Regions from separate parts of the Homo sapiens genome. Here region 2 is linked to region 1. Evidence: chromatin loops called from intact Hi-C (ENCODE). Cell type or tissue: chondrocyte. All regions are shown on one strand. Each heading gives the region's core, and the rest is flanking DNA. Links, peaks and the distances in the headings are about the cores only. Region 1 overlaps LINC01839 (long intergenic non-protein coding RNA 1839). Region 2 has its middle 9.7 kb from the start of MIR4448.

Evidence for each region. Hi-C counts contacts between places; a loop is a spot of excess contacts. Peaks named below come from ENCODE experiments on the same cell type or tissue, not always from the same donor. Only the 100,000 strongest peaks of a DNase experiment are listed, where the experiment ranks them.
Region 2: a loop joins it to region 1, with 13 times the contacts of the local background. A loop is called at or near these places in 26 of 110 quality-filtered maps.

The regions. Positions count from the first base shown.
Region 1 is chr3:184,537,783-184,549,658 of GRCh38, forward strand. It overlaps LINC01839 (long intergenic non-protein coding RNA 1839), which reads left to right. Exons shown (of 8, transcript XR_924788.3): 7 at 11,825-11,876. LINC01840 (long intergenic non-protein coding RNA 1840) reads right to left here. Exons shown (of 2, transcript NR_046593.1): 2 at 8,932-9,395. Among named protein-coding and RNA genes, the nearest start is that of LINC01840, 13 kb to the right of the region's middle. In chondrocyte, for the core only: CTCF peaks have their summits at 3,493 (motif pointing left), 3,698, 6,368 (motif pointing left) and 7,432; no DNase peak of the experiment used is centred there.
Region 2 is chr3:183,890,587-183,902,462 of GRCh38, forward strand. It overlaps the pseudogene CYP2AB1P. Among named protein-coding and RNA genes, the nearest start is that of MIR4448, 9.7 kb to the left of the region's middle. In chondrocyte, for the core only: CTCF peaks have their summits at 4,826 (motif pointing right) and 5,055; no DNase peak of the experiment used is centred there.

The sequences.
Region 1 (11,876 bases), core at 2,652-10,651:
TAGTTCTAAAAACAGCTGAACGAAAATAGAAATTTTATAAATTGAATCACATTTATTTTTACTTATGCAGCACACTTGCTCTCAAAGAGAGCCTACGACAAATGCTTCAGTAAGTGAAAATTTAGCTTGTGAACAATTAGCAGCCATTAAAGCTGAGATGCAGAAAAGGATGAAAACTGCAAGCTGACAAATTGGGCCTCAGCTTCTGAAGTGATTTGGCTGTTTCCAAATCATAGTTAACATTTACTGAGTGCTTAACTGCGCATCAGACACCGTGCTCAGCACTTTACAGACTTCCTGTCATTGAATCCTTGCAGCCCATCTAGGGGGTGCATACTGCTAATATCTCTATTGTACAAAGGAGGAAACGAGCTTAGGGAGGTTAAATAAGGATGACTTTTAAAAGCAGAAAACACCCCGACGAAATAGTTCATGCAATCCATTAACATCATTTGTATCTTAGATTCTTTGACAAGGTTGGAGATGGCGTGGGGATTCCACTCAGGTAAATAATTCCCAAATTCTAAAATTAATAGTTTCTCAGGTTAAAAAAAAGGATAATATAGAAGGCTAACAAGTATGGTGAAAACCTAGATTTTCTTGAAAGCTGAGGTTGGAAAGGACATTTGATTGATTGATTGATTGATTGATTGATGAGCCTTCGAGAAGAGGCCCCCAGGAAGTCTATTGTAGAGTTTCATTCTCTGTCACTTGCTTGTTCTCTATTTCAAAGCCCTCCCACCAAGTGTCGGGATCCCTCCCTCCTTCCTTTTCTTTCTCCCCTCTTCCCACATGCTCTCCCAGAGCCTCTTCCCAGGCCCAGCCTTCCCTACCTACCTCAGTCCTTCCCTGCCATTCAAGCCACAAACCTGTGGAACCTTCTTGAACTCAGAAAGGAGAGGCTGACTTCCAAAGGGTTCCAACTATTTAAATGAGCAGTTCCTCCCCAGACGCCAACCCTTATCCCAGGAGCACAGCACTCGTGCCTTGCGTGGAGGAGAAGTGTGCCCCATGGGCGGTTGATTGGCCTGATGACTGTCCTTCAGCTCAGGCACCACTGGAGGCTGAGCTCTCACTGGGAGGCAGTCACAGGTGCAGGCAGGCTCCGGGGATAAGGAGCTGTGGTGTCTTTCCAGTGCTCCTGTGTGTACTTGGTGGAGCTGAGAACAGCCAGACACTGGATGAGAGCTTGGCTTTAGGATAACGCCCTACATTTGGGGCCCCATGTTCTCTGGTGTCCCCACCTGGATTGTGGCAGCCTACTCTGGGGCAGGGGAGGAGATTCCAGGAAAAACAGGGCCAGAGTGTGCCGTGAGGTGGAGGTGCTGTGGAAGGGGGCCTTGGTTCCAGCCACACGAGCCTCCCTCCACTTGTCACTGAGGAGTCATTGGCACCTTAGCTCTTGGCGCAGGGAGGTTGGCAGCAGGCATCACAGGCTGCCTCCCTCAGGGAGCTCACAGTCTCCATAGAAAGACGTGCAGGTGCACGCTGGCTCACACACACACACAGCACATGCACACACGCAGCACATAACGAGAACTAACAACTGGCAAACTCAAGAGCTGTGGTGGCTCCAGCAGTGCCGCTGCTGCTTGTGGGTGGGAGATGTGGGGGCATGCATAGGCTGATTTTGCAGGTGGCTTTGGAGCAGTGGTTCAGGCAAAGGCGTTACAGGACCTAGAGCTGGGCCCAGGTGGAATCATTGTCTTATTGGGTGACTTTAGCCAAACTAGGAGTCTTAATGCTACCTTACAGGTTTTGTGTTTTTGTTTAGAATTAAAAGAGGCAGGGCCAGGCGAGGTGGCTCACGCCTGTAATCCCGGCACTTTGGGAGGCCGAGGTGGGTGGATCACCTGAGGTCGGGAGTTCGAAACCAGCCTGACCAACATGGAGAAACCCCGTCTCTACTAAAAATACAAAATTAGCTGGGTGTGGTGGCGCATGCCTGTAATCCCAGCTACTCAGGAGGCTGAGGCAGGAGAATCGCTCGAACCTGGGAGGCGGAGTTTGCGGTGAGCCAAGATTGTGCCATTGCACTCCAGCCTGGGCAACAAGAGCGAATCTCTGTCTCAAAAGAGAAAAAAAAAAATAGTGGCAATATCGGTGTAAGAGCCTACCATAGAGAAGTGCTTCATGGCAGCTGAACCTGAACCTGGCACATCCTGGGACGCCTGTGGCCGCAGGGGAACCGCCTGGCCCAGCAGAGCTCGCTGTTTGATATGAACACGGATCACACAAGACAACTGGTAACAGCAGTGGCCTCCTGGGAGGGGAAAGGCTTACCACGGGCAAGACAGGGAGGGACATTTGTTTTTTTAAATTTTGTACACGATACATCTATTTCTTGGTTCAAAAGTATGTCAACCATTTTCCACCTTGGCCTGCACGCAGTGGGGTGCTGTGAACGTTCAACAAGGGGCTCTGGGGCAGCCTGGTACCAGCAGGCTCCAGCGCCCCCACCGGTTGCACAGGTGTGGTAAGGCCAAAGCTTAAGGACTGATGACTAAGGTTGCTGTTCTCCCTCAGTGGGAGGGAAACCAAGGTCCAGAGAAAGCCGAGGCTCTCTCTTAGGACCAAAAATCCAGCGGTGGCAAAATTGAGTCTGAATCCAAGTCATTTGACTTGGAAGGGCCCGGGTTCAGGTCCAGCCTCTCTGTCCAGCTGTGACCTGAAACAAGTTGGCTAACGTGTCTGAGCCTGTATTTTCTTGAGGATGATAATATCCACTTCTCAAGATTGTTTTGCAGCTTCACTACAAAAAAAAAAAAAAAACAAAAAAACAAAAAAACTACCTGAGGGTGCTTTGAAAACCTTGAAACCCTGGCCAGGCGCGGTGACTCACACCTGTAATCCCAGCACTTTGGGAGGCCGAGGCAGGTGGATCACCTGAGGTCAGGAGTTCGAGACCAGCCTGGCCAACATGGTGAAACCCTGTCTCACTAAAACTACAAAATTAGCTGGGCATGGTGGCAGGCGCCGGTAATCTCAGCTACTTGGGAGGCTGAGGCAGGAGAATTGCTTGAACCAGGGAGGTAGAGGTTGCAGTGAGCCGAGATTGCGCCATTGCACTCCAGCCTGGGCAAAAAGAGCAAAACTCCGTCTAAAAGGAAAGAAAGAAAAAGAAAGAAAGAAAGAAGAAAGAAAGAGAAAGAGAGAGAGAAAGAAAGAAAGAAAGAAGAAAGAGAAAGAAAGAAAGACCTTAAAACTCTAATACAATATAATGGGTTTTTAAATAAAAAAGAAAATAGAAATCACCTTTTCCTCTAGCCCCTCAGTTCAGCATTAGTCAAGCTTTTTAACCTACTCTTGAACGTATCAAGAGCCTTCTTTACTTGGCCCACCCTGGGTAGAACTGGGATTCTCCCCAGTTCCTGAAGTTTCCATGGCTCTACTCTGTAACAAGGAAAAGGGAAACATGCGTCCTCCCTCCGCTGGAGTTTCTCCACAGGTGAGTCCTTTGCTGCCAAAGGTTGTACCTGTTCTGCCACCGCCCCCTGCTGGTGACTCTTACAAGGCGCCCTGTCTTCACTGGCATCCGAGCAGGTTGGAATTTAAGGGAAGTATCTAGATCCACCTAGATGGGGCTTGGTGAGGAGGAATCAAGCTGCTGGGTCTCGAGTAGCCTCCATCTCTGCACCGTGGCCACTGTGCCCATCATGCCGGCAATGGGCTGTCCAATGGCAAAGGAAGGCTGATGGAGGTTGACCAGGTCATTTTGTCTAGTTGGTTGTTCAGTGCCTGTCCGCAGTGGATGCTCTCTGGCAGCTGTGAACATGCGCTACAAAGACCTTCACACTTGGGCCCACTCCCAAATGTCCAGACACATCCTCCAGCCCAGACCTGCTGCTCCTCATCTTCCAGCCTTTTTCCTTCAGGTCCCAGCCTCCAACCACTCAGCTGAGCCATCAGCCACTACCCATGAGTTGTACATATCTTAACTTTGGGACCCTTCTCTTTCCACACAAAGGGGATGATTAGCTGCACCATCTGAAACTCCGCCTATTTATTGGAGGATTTTCTCCAATAATTTTGGAGAAATAGTTTCCAAAATTATTGGAAAATTATTCCAAAATAATTCCAAAACTATTGGAAAATTCCAAAATGATTTCCAATAATTTTTTCCAATCCACCCCTGAGTGAGGCTGCCATCATTTTTAGTTTGCACATACATGTGGAGCTGACCCATCTGTACCCCAAGTTCAGGCTTTTCCTCCCCGCTTTGGCTGGTTGGACAGGAACCCATAGAATCATGGGCATGAGCTGGGGTGGGGGCCCTGCGGCTTGCTGTCCACTCACTTCAATCCTGGAGGACGCACCTCCATCTTACAACGGGCTGCTGCTGAGCCTGCTTGGCCTTACAGCTTGGGAGGACGACGAGACCCAGCTCACAATGGGACCGACGAGACCCAGCTCACAATGGGCAGTTCTGGTTGCACAGTCACTTGGTCCTCCGTGGCAGTTTCTTATTTTATTTAATTTATTTTTTGGCATGTAGTCCTCGCTGCAGCTGGCATGGCCTTGCTAGAGATCTCAGAGGGCTCGCTGTGAGTCTCCCACCCGAGCCTGCACAATCGCCACAGGCGTCTTTCCCCGCCATTGATCTTTCAGCACCATAATATCTGCTGGGCCAGAGGTTTCAGGCGACAGGCTGCATCTGTAGATGACACAAGGCTACCTGGAGTCATTAGGGTAGGGCAGCCTGAGCAGGGGCTGCCACTTCCTTCTCAGGGGAAGCTCTTGTGAATGCAAATGGGGCATGTTAAGTCCTGGAAGGAGAGAAAGAGAGAGAGAGGGAGAGAGACAGAGGTGGGGGGGGGGGGGGCGGGGAGAGAGAGAGAGACAGACGAGAGAGACAGACAGACAGGGCAAGGGGAGAGAGAGAGAGGTAGAAAGAGAGAGAAACAGATGGGAGAAGGGGGGAGGGGGGAGAGAGAGAGACAGAGAGGGGAGAGAGAGAAGGGAAGGAAGGAAGGAAAGAAGGAAGGAAGGAAGGGAAGGAGGGAGGGAGGGAAAGAAAGGGAGAAGAGAAAGAAAGGGGAGGAAGAAAGAAAATGAAGTTGCTCTTTGTTAGATGCTCTTGTGTCGTTTAGGGTCTTTTTCTGTATACATTGCCCCAACTAACTGTGAGTTCCTTCGGGGCAGAGTTAGAATCCCAGCTCCTCCACCTACTAGCTATGTGATCCTGGGCAAGCCACTTCACTTCTCTGAGCCTTGGTGTCCTCCTCTGTAAAATGGGGATAATTTTTTTTTTTTTTTTTTTTTTTTTGGAGATGGAGTCTCACTCTGTCACCCAGGCTGGAGTGTAGTGATGTGATCTCAGCTCACTGTAACCTCCGCCTCCCAGGTTCAAGCGATTCTCCTGCCTCAGCCTCCCAAGAAACTGCAATTACAGGCGCGCACCACCACACCTGGCTAATTTTTGTATTTTTGGTAGAAACGGGGTTTCACCACGTTGGTCAGGCTGGTCTTGAACTCCTGACCTCGTGATCTGCCCACCTTGGCCTCCCAAAGTGCTGGTATTACAGGCATGAGCCACCATGCCCAGCCCCAAATGGGGATAATATTTTAGCCCACAGCACAGTGGTCTGTGAGCATTAAGAGAAGGAAAGCACCCCTCCCCACCAGCACAGTGTCTGCACCCAATCAGCACTCCTTAAACGCTGGCTAGCATTCTCCTCCCCTGTGACCCTCTGGCAAAAGATTCCCCACCCCAACCTCAGCGCCCAGCAAATCTGTGCTAATGTGCGAGTGGGTATCGATGAGTTCATATAACCCTTGGGTAGCATGTGGTTAACATGTGTGCGTTTTAATAGGGCTATTTTACAGCAACTCTAATGATGTGTGGATTGTCTGGGGGCCATGGGGGTTGTTTTCTCAAGCTATAAACTCACCGATGCTCTGCTCCACATTCTCCTCAGAGTCTCTACCCTACCTCCTCTGTGGCCCAGGGTCTGCCCACAGCTGGCCCCTCACAGGTGCCCAGGGCTGCAGGGTGTGTGTATGTGGCTTGTGTGGTGTGTGTATGTGTGTGTGTGTGTGTTGTTTGTGTGGTGTGAGTGTGGGTGTTGCTCATATGTGTGTTGTCTACTTGGTGTATGTATGTGTTGTGTGGTTGTACGTATGCGTGTGTCCTATAATTAAAGTCCCCAGAAGCAGGGCACCCTGCCTGGGTGCCACCTTCTCACCCCTCTCCAGGGGCTCTGAGCACCCCCCCACCCCCGCGACGTGGCAGTGGGCAGCACCTGTGCCCTGATCTTTGCATCTCAGCCTCTCGCCCAGGGCTTTGTGCTAACGGGTGCTCAATACGGTAGTGCTTTGCTAATTGGGAAAAAGCGGTCGCGGGATGTTCTTTCCAGGGCAGTGCTGCAGTGCCCTCTGGTGGATTTTCTCTGAACTTCTCTAGGTTTGAGGTTCCGCTTGTCCTTGACAGGTAAGCCGGCCCTGAGAATCCAACCGCCTGGCCTTCTTCGCTTTTGGTCAGCCCTCCGCCTTGCAGAGAGTGGGGCTCAGTGGGAGCTGAGGCTGTGTGAGGGTGAGGCTGGGGTCAGGCTGGGGAGGAGACTGATGTTGGGAGTCCGGAGGTACAGTTATTCCTGTACCTCTAGCAATAAGAACTGTGAGGTGGAAATGCCCATTTCAGTGATGGTGGAGAGAAACCAATGGAACCTGAATATAGGCAGCGACCCCTTAGGAAGCATCTCCTCCTCCTCTTCCTCCTCCCCCTCCTCCTCCTCCTCCCCCTCCTCCTCCTCCCCCTCCTCCCCCTCCTCCTCCTCCTTCTCCCCCTCCTACTCCTCCCCCTCCTACTCCTCCTCCTCCCCCTCCTACTCCTCCTCCCCTCCTCCTCCTTCTCCCCCTCCTCCTCCTCCCCCTCCTACTCCTCCTCCTCCCCCTCCTCCTCCTTCTCCTCCTCCTTCTCCCCCTCCTGCTCCTCCCCCTCCTACTCCTCTTCCTCCTACTCCTCCTGTTCCCCCCTCCTCCCTCTCCTCCTCCTCCCCCCTCCTCCTCCTCTCCCCTTCCTCCTCCTCCTCTGCTTCTCTTCCTCCTCCCCCTCCTCCTCCTCTCCCCTTCCTCCTCCTCCTCTGCTTTCTCTTCTTTTCAGGCAGAAATGCCTCCACAGATTCCCTTATTATCCATGTAGAAAGGGAAGAAAGACATGAATGCTTGTATGTCAGATATGTTACAAGTAACTTGTTTAAAAGGGGAAAAGAAAATAGGGGAAGAGATAAGAAACAAGACAATAAATCTAGAAAATCAGGAATGAGAATAAAGATAACAACCAGAAAAGCAACAACAACGCAGAGATAGAAATCAAAACAAAAGCGATCTCAGTAATCATGAATAGATTAAATTATCCATCCTCTGCATACGAAAATACGAATATTTTAAATTTAGCTATTTCTTGTTAATAAAGATGACACATAAGGCCAAGATTCTCTTATACTAGGCAAATACTAGCATATGCACATCCAATCCATCAGCAAGTCTTGCTGGCTCTGTACCCAAAACACATCCCAAATCCATCTTCCCTGCTAGCACCACTGCCCAAGCTACCATCATCTCTTGTTTGAATGATTCCAGGAGCTTCCCAACCCATCGGCTGGGTTCTCCTGTTACTCCCCTGTAATCCAGATTCCACACAGTAACACAGTGGGTTTCTTTTCTTTTCTTTTTCCTTTTTTGAGACAGAGTCTTGCTCTTGTTGCCCAGGCTGAAGTGCAATGGTGCAATCTCAGCTCACTGCAACCCCCGCCTCCTGGGTTCAAGCGATTCTCCTGCCTCAGCCTCCCAAGTAGCTGGGATTACAGGTGCCCGCCACCACACCCAGATAATTTTTTGTATTTAGTAGAGACGGTGTTTCACCATGTTGGCCAAGCTGGTCTCGAACACCTGACCTCAGGTGATCCACCCGCCTCAGCCTCTCAAAGTGCTGGGATTACAGGTAGGAGCCACCGCACCTGGCCCACAGTGTTCTTTTGAAATCAGAAATCAAATCACGTTGCCATCCCTGCCCCCTGGTTTAATGATACTTCATGTGGCCCCCATTTCACTTGACATAAAATCCAAAGTCCTTTCTGCAGCCTATGCAACCCTATGAGTGGGATGAAGGAATGATGCCACTCCAGAGGGCAGAACCAGGGCCAAATGACAGGAGTTGCAGAGCATGAACCTTGACCCAAGAAAGGAGGAATTTTCTAGTCATCAGAGCTGTCCAAGCTGACTTCGCGATGTGGAATAAGGTCCCCACTACAGAGAGGATGGAGCTGCAGCTGAGGGGATTTCTGCACAGGGTTGGCTGGAGGCTGAAGTAGATTTCCCTGTTGCTTTCCTGTAGGAGACTCTGTGCCTCTAGGAATAAGAACTGTGAGGTGGAAATGCTCACTTTGGTGATGGTGGAGAGAAACAAATAGAATCTGAACATAGGCAGTAGTCCCTTAGGAAGCATCAGCTTCTGCTTCTTCTTGATTACTTCTTCCAGTGGGGAGCTCAATACATGGTGGGCAGCCCTTCCTTTCGGTCAACACTTCATGTATTGGGCAGGCCAAGTCTGTCTGCCTCCCCGAAACTTCCTCATCTCAGTCTCAGTTCCTCTCTCTTGCAGAGTTCTAAGCACTCTTCCAAAAGTGTGCCAGAGATTGTGCTGCATGTTGGGGACATAAAGATGAAAAACGTGAACTCTGCTGTCAGGAAGTTCACAGACTAGAGGGAGCTGGCTCATTCATAGCAGGAGCGCCACGAGGACAACGGGGTATTGCAAAGGGCAGAGCATGCAGGAACTGGAGTGTAGGAGAGCTCAGCCCTGGCTGGGCATCAGCATTACCCAGGGAGGTCTGAAAACTCCCACACCCACGGGGTCAGAGTATCCAGAGATTGTGAGGGCAGGGCCCAGGCTTTGGGGTTTCTTTTTTCTTTGTTTTTTGTTGTTGTTGTTGTTTGTTTGTTTGTTTTTTGTTTTGAGACAGAGTCTCGCTCTGTTCCCCAGGCTGGAGTGCAGTGGCACAATCTCGGCTCACAGCAAGCTCCGTCCGCCTCCTGGGTTCACGCCATTCTCCTGCCTCAGCCTCCTGAGTAGCTGAGACTACAGGCGCCCGCCACCACGCCTGGCTAATTTTTTGTATTTTTAGTAGAGACGGGTTTCACCGTGTTAGCCAGCATGGTCTCGATCTCCTGACCTCGTGATCTGCCTGCCTTGGCCTCCCAAAGTGCTGGGATTACAGGCGTGAGCCACCGCGCCCGGCGGCTTTGGTGTTTCTTAAAGATTCCCAGGTAGTTAGGTGACTACAGTCATGGGCCCCTGGCTTAGTTGGGAAGTGCTTCATCTCTGAGACACCAGGATTCGAATCCCCAGTTTTGCCGCTTAACAGCTTGGTGGCCATGGATCTGCCTCTCTAGTCCTGTGAATGAGCAGGAGAAAAAAGAAGGAGGGAGTGAGAGAAAGGGAAACAAGGAGAAATAGTTTGAGCAGTGCACCTGGCCATAAAACACCAGGGCGGGGCTGGGGGTGTCTTTGCAAATGGTCACGTCACACCAGGCCTAGCTGCACCCCAGTACACCAGGCCACCAGTACAGCTGTGGCACCCGCTCAGTCGTCTTCCTTTGCGGAGCACCTGCTGTCAGGGTTTATTGCAGAAGGAGCCAAGATCACACCTTTATGTAGGCAACAAAATAAATCCTTACAAAACATGAAAGGATTTTTACAGCCACCCTATGAAATGGGAACTGAGTACCCCCATTACAGAGAAGGAAACGGTTACATAGTCTATCTAAGGCCATGTGAAATGAAGGACTGGACTGGAACTAGAATGCAGACCTAGCTCATACAAAAGCCTGGAATGAGTCTTGCATATCCACTGCCCAAGTGAAAAAGGAAACTATTGGCCGGGCACTGTGGCTCATGCCTGTAATCCCAGCACTCTGGGAGGCCAAGGTGGGCGGATCACCTGAGGTCAGGAGTTCAAGACCAGCCGGCCATGATGAAACCCTGTCTCTACTAAAAATACAAAAAATTAGCTAGGCGTGGTGGTGCATGCCTGTAATCCCAGCTACTGGGGAGGCTGAGGCAAGAGAATCGCTTGAACCTGGGAGGTGAAGGTTGCAGTGAGCCGAGATTGCGCCATTGCACTCCAGCCTGGGCAACAAGAACAAAACTCCATCTCAAAAAAAAAAAAAAAGAAAAAAGGAAAAGGAAATTATTAGAGTATAGCTGTCTGTATTCCCCCCTGATCCTCTTCACCTCTCTCCCCTCCAACCACTGTCCTGAATTTGTGTTGATCATTTTCATCTATGTCTATATACCTTTGCCATACATGCAAGATTCCATACCCAGTACGTTGCATCTGATGGCATGTTTTTCAGCCTTGTAGAGACAGCATCATGGGAAAGAAATCCTCCTCCTGCATCTTGTTTTTGTCTCTTAAAATTGTCTGTGACGTTTATCCATGTGAATACATATATCTCTAATTTGTGTATTGTTACTGCTTTTCAAAATCCATGACTCTGCTGATGAAGTTTCAGGTTGTTTCCCGTTTTTTTTTTTTGAGACAGAGTCTTGCTCTCTCCCAGGCTGGGGTGCAGTGGTGCAATCTCGGCTCACTGCAAGCTCCGCCTCTGGGGTTCACGCCATTCTCCTGCCTCAGCCTCCCAAGTAGCTGGGACTACAGGCGCCCGCCACCGCGTCCGGCTAATTTTTTGTATTTTCAGTAGAGACGGGGTTTCACCGTGTTGGCCAGGATGGTCTCGATCTCCTGACCTCGTGATCCGCCCGCCTCGGCCTCCCAAAGTGCTGGGATTACAGGCATGAGCCACCGCGTCCGGCCTTGCTTCCCGTTTTTTACTGTTATAGATAATGCTGCTACAACGATTTTTGTTCTGATATCCTGCACATGTGTGAGACTTTCCCAAGGGTGTACACCCGGGGTGGTTACTGGGCTGAGGGTATGGTGCTTTTCCCGTCTGTCATGCAGGTTACCCTCATGCCAGCGTGTGCCAGTTTCTGTTGCTCTGTGCCCTCACTCACACTTAGTATAGCCACATTTCACATGTACAAGCCTACATTCTTTTTTTTTTTTTTTTTTGAGACAGAGTCTTGCTCTGTCTCCCAGGCTGGAGTGCAGTGGTACGGTCTCGGCTCACTGCAACCTCTGTCTCCTGGGTTCAAACAATTCTCCTGCCTCAGCCTCCAGAGTAGCTGGGATTACAGGTGCCCGCCACCATGCCCTGCTAATTTTTGTATTTTTTTTTTTTTAGTAGAGATGGGATTTCACCATGTTGGCCAGGCCGGTCTCAAACTCCTGATCTCAGGTGATCCGTCTGCCTCGGCCTCCCAAAGTGCTGGGATTACAGGCATGAGCCACTGCACCCAGCCACAAGCCTATATTCTTTATACAGTCCCTAACAACCTTTTGGGAGAATAGTTGCACAGAGAACTACAGCTAGACCATGTTCTTGGCTGTGACATCCTCGGCAAAGCCTGGATGGAGGTCACTGAGGCAAAGCTGAGCCAATATTGATTCAGAACATCCTGTTGCAAAACATGGAGTGAAAGACATGAAGCAAAAGAGGCCTTTGGAAAGGTTTCTTGGCCATCTCCACCAACAATCTGCCTCAAGGCATCATCCTTTCGTCTTGACCTTTTGTTTAAAGGACTAAGTAGGGAGCCCAAACTCCTAGATTTGCCCAAGGTGGTCCCAATTCAGGCCAGTTGTCCCAGTGTAATTATTAATAGCACCACCTTTGACTCTTCAAGGTGTTCAGGCTTGAAAGATAATTTATATGGCCACCTACTGTAGGAGGGTGGGAATTCACATCAATTTCCTATCCACAGATACTCTGCTGTGGCCAACGTGGGGAAGACTGAATGATGGAGAGCCTGTTAT
Region 2 (11,876 bases), core at 1,730-9,729, 650 kb before region 1:
ATTACAGGCACACGCCACCACACCTAGCTAATTTTTGTATTTTTAGTAGAGATGGGGTTTCACCATGTTAGCCAGGATGGTCTCGATCTCTTTACTTTGTGATCCGCCTGCCTCAGCCTCCCAAAGTGTTGGGATTATAGGCGTGAGCCACTGTGCCTGGCCTAATTTTTGTATTTTTAGTAGAGGCAGGGTTTCACCATATTGGTCAGGCTGGTCTTCAACTCCTGACCTCAGGTGATCCACTCGCCTCGGCCTCCCAAAGTGCTGGGATTACAGGTGTGAGCCACCGCGCCCGGCCAGGAGGCTGACCTTTATGGACTACATCAATGGGCTCTCTTGCTCTCTGGCTCCTAGCTGGGCTCAGCCAATTACAGCCACAAACAAGAGATCGGAGCATAAGGGAAAAATGAGTTTAGAGCACTTATTCTTCCCAGTCCCTCCCTTCTTGAGCCACATGCATTGGCTTCTGTGTTCTCTGTTCTGAAACTCTCCTCATTGCTCCATTTGAGTGAGTGAGCGTGCCCTTTCTGATCAGAACCTGAACTGGCACAGGAAACAAGCACCCTCCATTCAGAGGCTGCAGGAGCATCCTCAGGGGACAGCCAGGGCTCAGTCAGCTGACAAAGGGAAGGACTGGGTAAGGTGTGCTGACCATGAACCAGGCGAAGGAATATTTATTGATTATTATTAGTAGTTGCAATTTATTAGGCACTTAGCATGTACCAGGGACTGTGCTAGGTATTCTTCATGCATTATTATATTTTTAAATTTATTTTTATTTATTTATTTTTTTTGAGATAGTCTCGCTATATTGCCCAGGCTAGAGTGCAGTGGTGCCATCTCTGCTCACTGCAACCTCCGCCTCCTCGATTCAAGCAATTCTTGTGCCTCAGCCTCCCGAGTAGCTGGGATTACAGGTGCCCGCCACTAAGTCCGGCTAATTTTTGTATTTTTAGTAGAGACAAGGTTTCACCATATTTGGCCAGGCTGGTCTCGAACTCCTGACCTCAAGTGATCTGCCCGCCTTGGCCTCCCAAAGTACTGGGATTATAGGCATGAGTCACCACACCCGGCTGCATTATTATACATATATATACACGTATATATATACATATATACGTGTATATATACATATACACATATATATACATATATACACATATACACGTATATATACATATATACACATATACATATATACACATATACATATATACACTATATATACACATATACATATATATACGTGTATATATATGTATATATACGTGTGTGTGTGTGTATATATATATATATTTTTTTTTTTTGAGACGGAGTCTTGTTCTGTCACCCAGGCTAGAGTGTGGTGGCATGATCTCAGCTCACTGCAACCTCCGCCTCCCGGGTTCAAGCGATTCTCCTGCCTCAGCCTCTCAAGTAGCTGGAACTACAGGCGTGCGCCACCACACCCAGCTAATTTTTGTATTTTTAGTAGAGACAGGGCTTCACCATGTTAGCCAGGCTGGTCTCGGACTCCTAACCTCAGGCAATCCACCCGCCTCAGCCTCCCAAAGTGCTGGGATTACAGGCGTGAGCCACTGCGCCTGGCCGCATTATTATATTTAATGTTAATATCAATCAAATGAGTTAGCATTGTTATCTCCACTTTGCAGATGAGGGAACTGAGGCTTATTGATATTCTGATACTTTCTAACTAATTCACCGGCTAGCTTCTGACTTTTATTCCTGTAAATTCAGGCTGGCCCGGTGGCTCACACCTGTGATCCCAGCACTTTGGGAGGCGAAGATGGGCAGATCACCTGAGGTCAGGAGTTTGAAACCAGCCTGGTCAACATGGTGAAACCCTGTCTCTACTAAAAATACAAAAATTAACCAGGCGTGGTGGCGCGTGCCTATAATCCCAGCTATCCGGGAAGCTGAGGCAGGAGAACTGCTTGAACCCGGGAGGTGGGGGTTGCAGTGAGCCAAGATCACTGAACTCCAGCCTGGGTGACAGAGTGAGACTCCATCTCAAAAATTAATTAATTAATTCAGATAATTGTATCTACCTTGTCACTTTGGTATTTAAATGGCTTCGTCTATGTTAGGTGCCCAGTGCACTTCCTAGCACACGGTTGGCAATCAACACATGGCAGCTATTGTCATATCGTCATGAGGATATGGAAGCTGAAAGGGAAGCCTATCCACAGGGGAAGGGCTCCCTGCAGCGTCATCATTTTAGAGCTAAAAACAAAGGTGCGAGTACTTTTGGATGCTGTCTAGGGGAAGGAGAGCCCTGCCAACATAAACAGAGCATTCATCACCCGCCAGGCCCTGTGCTGGGCATTGTCACTCCCGACAATCCTAAAGGAAGCCTCCATTTGTCATATGAGGAGACCGAAGCACACAAGGACTGGGTTATTGAGAGCAAAACTGGGATTTCAACCAAGGCCAAAGTCCAGGTGAGGGAAAGCTTCCTGGAGGAGTTGGCCTTTCAATGGAATAACACGCAGAGGGCTGGACAGGATCAAAGACAGGAGGCTGGATGGTGGAGAGGATGAGTGTTAGAAGGGGCTGCAAGCTCCAGACAGGGGCTCTAACAGAGAAAGGGTTAGGAAAGTGAGGTAGGAAGCAGGTGAATTAGAGCCTGGCTTTGTTTTCTCTGCCCCAGATCCTGCCTGGATCACAGAGAGCTGCCAGCTCAGGGTGGGACCTCCCAGGGCCGAGAACCCCAGGCTGTCTCCTGCTCTCTGGGACCCCACTTGCCTAGTGCTTCCCAGTCTGGACTCCCGAGGCCCTGGATATGGCACCGCACAGAAAATAAGATATCTATGAGAAAGCTCCAGGATTTCACAAAGCCTGAAGAAAGGCCAGAGGCTAATTCACACATCATGGTTTTTGTTTTTTGTTAGGTTTTGTTATGAGACAGGGTCTTACTCTGTCAGCCAGGCTGAAGTGCAGTGGCGCGATCTCTGCTCACTGCAATCTTCGCCTCCTGGGTTCAAGCGATTCTCCTGCCTCAGTCACCCAAGTAGCTGAGACTATGGTGTGCACCACCACGCCCGGCTAATTTTTGTATTTTTAGTAGAGATGGGGGTTTAACCATGTTGCCCAGGCTGATCTTGAACTCCTGGCCTCAAGTGATCCACCCACCTCAGCCTTCCAAAGTGCTGGGATTACAGGCGCAAGCCATTAAGCCTGGCCAATACGTCATGTTTTATTTCTGGTTAGACTCCTTTCAGCCTGGTGTAGCAGTAATGATTGATCTCCTACTAATTAGAAACATTGGTTCATTCATATGTACGTCCTTTAAATAACACAAAAGAGAGAGGTAAGGCATTTCCTTTTTTTTTTTGAGATGGAGTCTCATTCTGTCTCCCAGGCTGTAGTGCAGTGGTGCAATCTCTGCTTACTACAACCTCCGCCTCCCAGGTTCAAGCGATCCTCCTGCCTCAGCCTTCAGAATAACTGGGATTACAGGCACGTGCCACCATACCCAGTTAACTTTTTTGTATTTTTAGTAGACAGGGCTTCACCATGTTTGCCAGACTGGTCTTGAACTCCTGACCTCCGGTGATCTGCCCGCCTTGGCCTCTCAAAATGCTAGGATTACTGGCGTGAGCCAACGTGTCCGGCCCGAGGCATTTCCTTTTTAAAGCTCAGATTTATTGAGGCATGGCTTATATACAATAACACTCATTTAAGTGTACAGTTGTATGAGTTTTGACAAACACATACAGTTGTGTAACCATCACCACAATCAAGATACAGAACATTTCTATTACCCCAGAAAGTTTCCTCATGTCTTTTTACAGTCAACCTATAACCCTGCTCCCGAATCCTGGCAGCCACTTATCTATGGAATATTTTCTGTCCCTATAGGTTTGCCTTTTTAAGAATATCACAGAAATGGAATCATATAATTCATAGATATGCATTTGTGTGAACATATATTTTCATTTCTTTTGGGTAATACCTAAGATTGGGACTGCTGGGTTGTGTGGTGTAATGTTTAATTTTACAAGAAATTGCCAAACTGTTTTCCAATGTAGTCGTACCTTTTTACATTTCCACCTGCAGGGTATGAGAATTCCATTTGCTTCGCATCTTTTCCAGTACTTGGGATTGTCAGGGTTTTCTTTTTAGCAGTTCTAATCGGTATGTAATGGTATTTCATTTGATTTTAGTTTGCATTTCCTTGATGCAAGTCAGTCTTTTTTTTTCTGAGACAGAGTCTCGCTCTGTCACCCAGGTTGGACTGTAGTGGTATAATCTCCGCCCACTGCAACCTCTGCCTCCAGGAACTCACAAGTCATTCTTTGTTTTTGCTTTTGTTTGTTTGTTTGTTTGTTTGTTTGTTTTTGAGACAGTTTCACTCTTGGATCCCAGGCTGGAGAGCAGTGGTGCGATCTTGGCTCACTGCAACCTCTGCCTTCTGGGTTCAAGCGATTCTCCTGCCTCAGCCTCCCGAGTAGCTGGGATTACAGGTGCCTGCCACCATGCCCGGGTAATTTTTGTATTTTTAGTAGAGATGGGGTTTCACCATGTTTGCCAGGTTGGTCTTGAACTTCTGACCTCAAGTGATCCACCTGCCTCGGTCTCCCAAAGTGCTGGGATTACAGGTGTGAGCCACCATGCCCAGCCACAAGTCATTCTTTTTTAATAAACAAGGCTTGTCTGGAGATGCAAGGATTCAAAATTTAGGGACCCTTGTGTGGAAACTAAAGTGGGTCTTTGGTGAAGAATTTGCTGGAAACAGTTATATGGTCTGCTGGCTTTGCTGTATTGAGATGGTGAGATCTTTCTCTGCCCCAGGTCTGCAGAGAACTGCAGTTCTTCCTTCTGGTCAGGAGAGGGCAGGAGAAGGCAGAAAATAAGCTGCCCCCGCTTCACTTTTTTTTTTTTTTTTTTTTTTTTTGGTTTACCAGTCCCCGGCATCTAGAGTATTCGCATTTGCATGCATTATTATATTCATAGTTTTGCTCGAAAGTTTGCCTTTTCCTCTGAACCTAGTTAGCTGCTGCCTTGTGAGGCTTGATTCCCCAATATTAACTTTGTGGACTGATTTAATGCCAAACTTAACCAATCTTATAAAATCTTCGCCTGCCAAAGCATAACTAACCTAATTTAAGAATTGAACTACCCAAACTGAGCTACCTCTGTAGAATCCTTGCTAAGTCTATTCTCCAGTGTCACCCCACAGAGCTTGTGTTAGGGGCAACCATGAGCAGCTGAGCTGCATGAACCCCTGGTCCTCCTCTTTTCTAACTTTGCAGGAACCAAAAGAGACTGAGGAAGGACTTCATGGGGGACAGGCCTCCAGACCCCCAGTGGCTACAGGCCATCCTCCCTAGGACCAGGGCTGGGGCTGCTCAGGCGGGGCACTGCGCAGATCTCCTGGGGCTGGGGTTGCCAAGTGCCGCCAAAGATGTACTCCAGCTTGAGCCCCGGGCTCCCTTCTGGCAGTTGGAACCGAAAGGTCCTGAGGAGGGTGGCAAACATCAGGAAGAGCTCCATTTGAGCCAGCTGGTCTGCTGGGTAGACACGATGCCCTGGAAACAGAGAGAAAAGTCAGAGGTGGCAGCTGTCCCTGTGTCTGTCCCACCACAGCCCCACCCACCACCCAGGATCCAGCTCTGTGCCTAGTACCTGCAGAGAATGGCAGGAAGGCCTCATTGGCCACAAAGTTTCCATCCTTGTCCGAGAAGTGGCCAGGGTTGAACTGTCGAGGGGTCTCCCAGCACTCAGGGTCATAGAGCACAGAGGCCAGGTTGGGTAAGATGATGGTGCCCTGCAGAGAGATGCTGGTGTGGCTCAGGGAGCCTCAGATGGTACCCAGTACCCAGCCCTGACACTGAGCCACAGTGAGCTTGGAGAATACCCAGTGTGTTGGTGGGAGTAGTCCAGGGGCCTTGAGGAGACTCAGCAGCCGGCCCTCAGGCTGCCCTTCCTCCAGGCTCACATCAGTGAAGGAGCTGAGCAGGACACCCTCCTGGCTAAGGACTGCCCAGCTTTGTCCTGAAGACTCCCAGCCACGTCTAGGGACATGAAGCCATTGCCTCCTACAGAGAAGGCCAACAGCTGGGGGCATGTCTGGAAGGGGCCAAGGACAGCCCAGGACAATACACACTGGGGCAGGGGATGTGTGCACACGTGGGTGTTAAGAGGAAGAGACAGAACGAGGAGAAATGGAATGGCAAACAAGCAGAGAAAGAGGAACTGAGTGATGGAAAGACAGAGAGGAGACAGCAAGCTTCACTCTTTAGGGTTGGGGAGAGGAAAACATGAACCATAAGCCCAACTCTAACCTTCAACCTAACCCCAACCCTCACCTTCCCCCAAACCCAAACCCAAATCTTCCCTCTCACCCTCACCTCAGCCCTCACTCTATCTCAAAGGAGAAGTGAGTGATTAGAAAGAGAATCAGACCAAGCAGATGGGAGCAGGGTAACATCTGCTCCTTACCATGTGGGCCCTGGGCTGACCGGAAACAGCATAAGGAGGCCAAAGTGGAGCCAGGATGGGGTCGGTTATGGTCCCCAGCCCTAGAACACTCAGCTCTGGGATTCCGGGGAAGGCCTCATACCCCAGGGCTCATTTACCAAATACCACAAAATTAAACCAGCTATCCCTGTAGAGACCAGAGGGCTGACTACAGAATTCTTGATTCTGACCAAAGAAAAAGCTTGAAATTAAAAAAAAAAAAAAAAGCTTAGCGAGTTTGAAGCCTGCATTCTAAACAGAAACCAATAAAGAATGCAGAAATGGAGCAGCAGATGCTGGCTGGTCGCAGTGGCTCACACCTGTAATCCCAGCACTTTGGGAGGCCAATCAGGGCGGATCGCTTGAGGTCAGGAGTTTGAGACCAGCCTGGCCAACACGGTGAAACCCCATCTCTACTAAAAATACAAAAATTAGTCGGGCGTGGTGGCAAGTGCCTATAGTCTCAGCTACTCGGGAGGCTGAGGCAGGCAAAGGTTGTAGTGAGCCAAGATCACGCCTCTGCATTCCAGCCTGGGCGACAGAGCAAGATTCCATCTAAAAAAACAAAACAACAACAACAAAAAAAAAAACAGAATGCAGAAATTGTTTTCAGGGGAAATTGTTCTTTTTTGCCGTTGTTGCAGTACGGCACGCTTAGGCAAGGTGCCTCATCCTAGCCATGTGTACCAATAGGGCACCCAGACTTGCTCACTCTGTAGCTTCAAGCAGAGGTGTTGGGGAGGCCTGTGTTCTTGCTGCTGCCTGAGTGAGCTATAGATTTCCCAGTTCTAGTCATGGGAATTCCCCCATTTTCTCTACCTGGGATTAAGTAACCTCTGCATTGCAACGGTTCTTACTAATCACCTTCAGAGGAGGAGGCTCCTAGCAAGATGCTCTTTTCCCTCCAGAATTATTTGTGTCCTTTTTTGGGTGATGTTCTGGCCTCCTTGCAAAGGAGGTTCTCAGCTCATGGAACAGGTTCAGAGCACAGCCTATCCAGTATGCAAAAAGGACAGCGCCCCGCCCCCCGCAACAACCGCCCTCCACTTCCCCAGACTGTAGAACCATCTACCTGCTGGGTACCTCCTGGGGTCGCTGTGCCAGCTTCTGCCCAGTAAATGGCAATTTGGAATTCGCAATCAAATAGAATGTCTGAGAAGAGAGACAGGCTGGAAGTGCAACCGTCGTATCAGGGACTATTGCTGTTGTCACGATCACTCAGCTGATGAAATGGTTAGGAACAGTTTAGGAATATCTGTAACATTTAATGATCTACTGTCAAGCTTTGATTCCACTTTCAGCAGACATCTCTCGTCCAAGTTGTAAAAGCTCAATATTGATTTCAGCTCGTTAATGGGCCCCTGGAGCCTTTATCACAGAACAAGTCCTAGAATCAAATTGGCAGGAATGAGCTCTTAATAAGGAAATTTCTAATCCCAAACGGCATAACACAGAGCAGTACCCTGGCCCCCTCTTTTTAACTTAAGTTGGCACAGCTTCTAGACAACCTGGGCCTGGGTCCTTCTGCCACGCCAGCAGCAAGATGACCTGATGCCCTGGTCCTATCCACTTTCCCAGAGACTCTTGACAAACCTGTAAACTTGCTGGCCAATTTCTGCCAAGGACAGAATGACAGTGTAAAACATCTCCATTGAACACATTGGTTCACTTACCTAGAGTGGCATTTTCGTATAAATACAAACAGCAGGGCATATGGTAGGAAAAGAAAACACTTTAGAGTCAGAGGGACATGCATTTGAAACTCAGCTAAGTCACTTACTAGCTGTGTTTGGGCAGTTTCTTAAGCTGCCTATGCTGAAGTTTCTCTATCTATGGAAAAGAAACAGCAACAAAGCGTCCGAAGGATAGGGCTTCTGTGAAGAAAAAAATCTGTGGAGGAAGGAACCTCAAGTCTGGGCAAATTAATAATAAGTTAATAATGGGGCTGGGCATGGCGGCTTATGCCTGTAATCCCAGCACTTTGAGAGGCAGAGGCAGGAGTTCAAGACCAGCCTGGCCAACCTGGTGAAACCCCGTCTTTACTACAAATTAAAAAAAAAATAAAAATAATAAAAATTAGCTGGACGTGGTGGCACGTGCCTGTAATACCAGCTACTTGGGAGGATGAGGTGGGAGAATTGCTTGAGCCCCGGAGGTGGAGGCTGCAGTGAGCTGAGATCACACCACTGTACTCCAGGGCAGTACTCGGGGCAGAGCCAAAGCTCCTTTCCGAGGAAAGTCTCAGGGCTCCCGCCACCACCTCTATGTACAGAGGCATCACCCTGCACCAGGGCACCAAGATGAGTCGCTCTGTTTCATTTTCATTAAAATGGCAACCTCACCACCTACACATGTTGGTATGTTACCTGTTGCGGGAAGTCAGGGACCCCGAACGGAGGGACTGGCTGAAGCCATGGCAGAAGAACCTGGATTGTGAAGATTTCACGGACATTTATTAGTTCCCCAAATTAATACTTTTATAATTTCTTATGCCTGTCTTTACTGCAATCTCTAAACATAAATTGTAAAGATTTCATGGACACTTATCACTTCCCCAGTCAATACCCTTGTGATTTCCTATGCCTGTCTTTACTTTAATCTCTTAATCCTGTCAGCTGAGGAGGATGTATGTTGCCTCAGAACCTTGTGATAATTGCATTAACTGCACAAATTGTAGAGCATGTCTGTTTAAATGATATGAAATCTGGGCACCTTGAAAAAAGAACAGGATAACAGCAATTGTTCAGGGAATACGAGAGATAACCTTAAACTCTGACCACCGATGAGCCGGGTGGAACAGAGCCATATTTCTCTTCTTTCAAAAGCAAATGGGAGAAATATCACTGAATTCTTTTTCTCAGCAAGGAAGATCCCTGGGAAAGAGAATACGCGCCTGGGGGTATAGGCCTATAAACGGCCCCCCTAGGTGTGCCTGTCTCTTATGGTCGAGGCTATAGGGGTGAAATAGACCCCAGTCTCCCATAGCACTCCCAGGCTTATTAGGAAGAGGAAATTCCCGCCTAATAAATTTTTGGTCAGACCAGTTGCTCTCAAAACCCTGTCTCCTGATAAGATGTTATCAATGACCATGGTGCCCGAAACTTCATTAGCAATTTTAATTTTGCCCCAGTCCTGTGGTCCTGTGATCTTGCCCTGCCTCCACTTGCCTTGTGATATTCCATTACCTTGTAAAGTACTTGATGTCTGTGACCCACACCTATTTGCACATTCCCTCCCCTTTTGAAAATCCCTAATAAAAACTTGCTGGTTTTTGCGGCTTGTGGGGCATCACGGAACCCACCGACACGTGATGTCTCCCCCAGACGCCCAGCTTTAAAATTTCTCTCTTTTGTACTCGTCCCTTTATTTCTCAAGCTGGCCGACGCTTAGGAAAAACAGAAAAGAACCTACGTGACTATCGGGACAGATTCCCCGATAGTTACCCCAGTTAGCCTTGACTCCCAGGATACACACCTTTGTGTAATCCCCTCCCCTTGAGGATAGGATGGATTTAGTAACTCACTTCTAACAAATAGAAAATGGGCCAGACGCAGTGGCTCATGCATGGAATCCCAGCACTCTGGAAGGCCAAGGTGGGAGGATCACTTGAGCCCAGGAATTTGAGACCAACCTAGGCAACATGGTGAAACCCCATCTCTACCAAAAATTTAAAAATTAGCCCATTGTGGTGGCACAATGTGGTGCCTGTAGTTCCAGCTACTCAGGCAGCTGAGGTGGGAGGATCACCCAAGCCTGGGAGGTTGAGGCTGCAGTGAGCTATTATTGTGTCCCTTCACTCCAACCCAGGCAACAGAGGGAGACACTGTCTCAAACCAACAACAACAACAACAACAAACCCAACAAATAGAATATGGCAAAAGCGGCCGGGTGCGGTGGCTCACACCCGTAATCCCAGCACCTTGGTAGGCTGAGGCAGGCCAATCACTCGAGGTCAGGAGTTCAAGACCAGCCTGGCCAACATGGTAAACTCCATCTCTACTAAAATATACAAAAATTAGCCAGGCATGGTGGCACATGCCTGTAATCACAGCTACTCGGGAGGCTGAGGCAGGAGAATTGCTTGAGCCCAGGAGGCAGAGGCTGCACTGAGCTGAGATTGCACCACTGCACTCCAGCCTGGGGTGACAGAGCGAGATTCTGTCTCAAAAAAAAAGAATATGGCAAAAGCAATGGGATATCACATCTAAGATTAGGTTACAAAAAGACCATTGCTTCTATTTTGGGTGCCCTCTTGCTTGCTCTCTCTGATGGGGTTCAGCTGCCATGTTTTGAGCTACCCTATGCAGAGGCCCATGTGTCAAGGAACTGAAGGTCTCCAGCCAACAGTTCATGAGCAACCGGGTCCTGAAGACCTCCATGTAAGTGAGCTTGAAGTGGAGCCTCCCCTAGGGGAGTCTTCAGGTGACACTGTAGCCCCAACAACAACTTGATGGTAACCTCATGAGAGACCTTGAGTCAGAGGCATCCAGCTGAGCCACACCCATTTTCCTAACCCTCAGAAACTGTGAAATGATAAATGCTGTTGTTCTAAGCCACTAAGTTTTGGGGTAATTTGTTACACAGTAAGATAGGTAAGTAATTCAACATCTGTCATCTAGGATCTGCAAGGCTCCGTCAACAATACAGAGCACCATTGTACCGAATGACACCGTGGGCACAAAGCCCTCAGCACACAGCAAGCCTGGGCAAAGAGCAGGTGTCCTCATGTTATTGTCCAGCTCACGTCAAAAATCTGCTCGGAAAGCTATCTCAAGCTGGATCACCAGAGAGCTATCATCTTCAACTATGCTCGAGACCAACCTGGGCAACATGGTGAAACTGCATCTCTGCAAAAAAACAAAGCAACAACAACAACAAAAACAACGAAAATTAGCCAGGCATGGGGGCTCATGCCTGTAGTCCTAGCTACTCGGGAGGGTGAGGTGGGAAGATCGATTGAGCTGGGAGATAGAGGCTGTGGTGAGCCGTGATCGTGCCAATGCACTCTAGCCTGGGTGACAGAGCAAGACTCTGTCTCAAAAATAAATAAATATTGGCCGGACGCGGTGGCTCATGCCTGTAATCCCAGCACTTTGGGAGGCTGAGGCAGGCAGATCACTTGAGGTCAGGAGTTCTAGACGAGCCTGGCCAACATGGTGAAACCCTATCTCTACTAAAAAATACAAAAATTAGCCGGGCATGGTGGCACACACCTGTCATCCCAGCTACTCGGGAGACTGAGGCAGAATAGCTTGAACCTGGGAGGCAGAGGCTGCAGTGAGCCAAGATTGAGCCACTGCACTCCAGCCTAGGTGACAGAGCAAGACTCCATCTCAAAAAAAAAAAAGAATAGAGGTTAAAAATAAATAATTATTTATATAAACTTCAACTGTGTTATTTTGGCTGACTGTAGG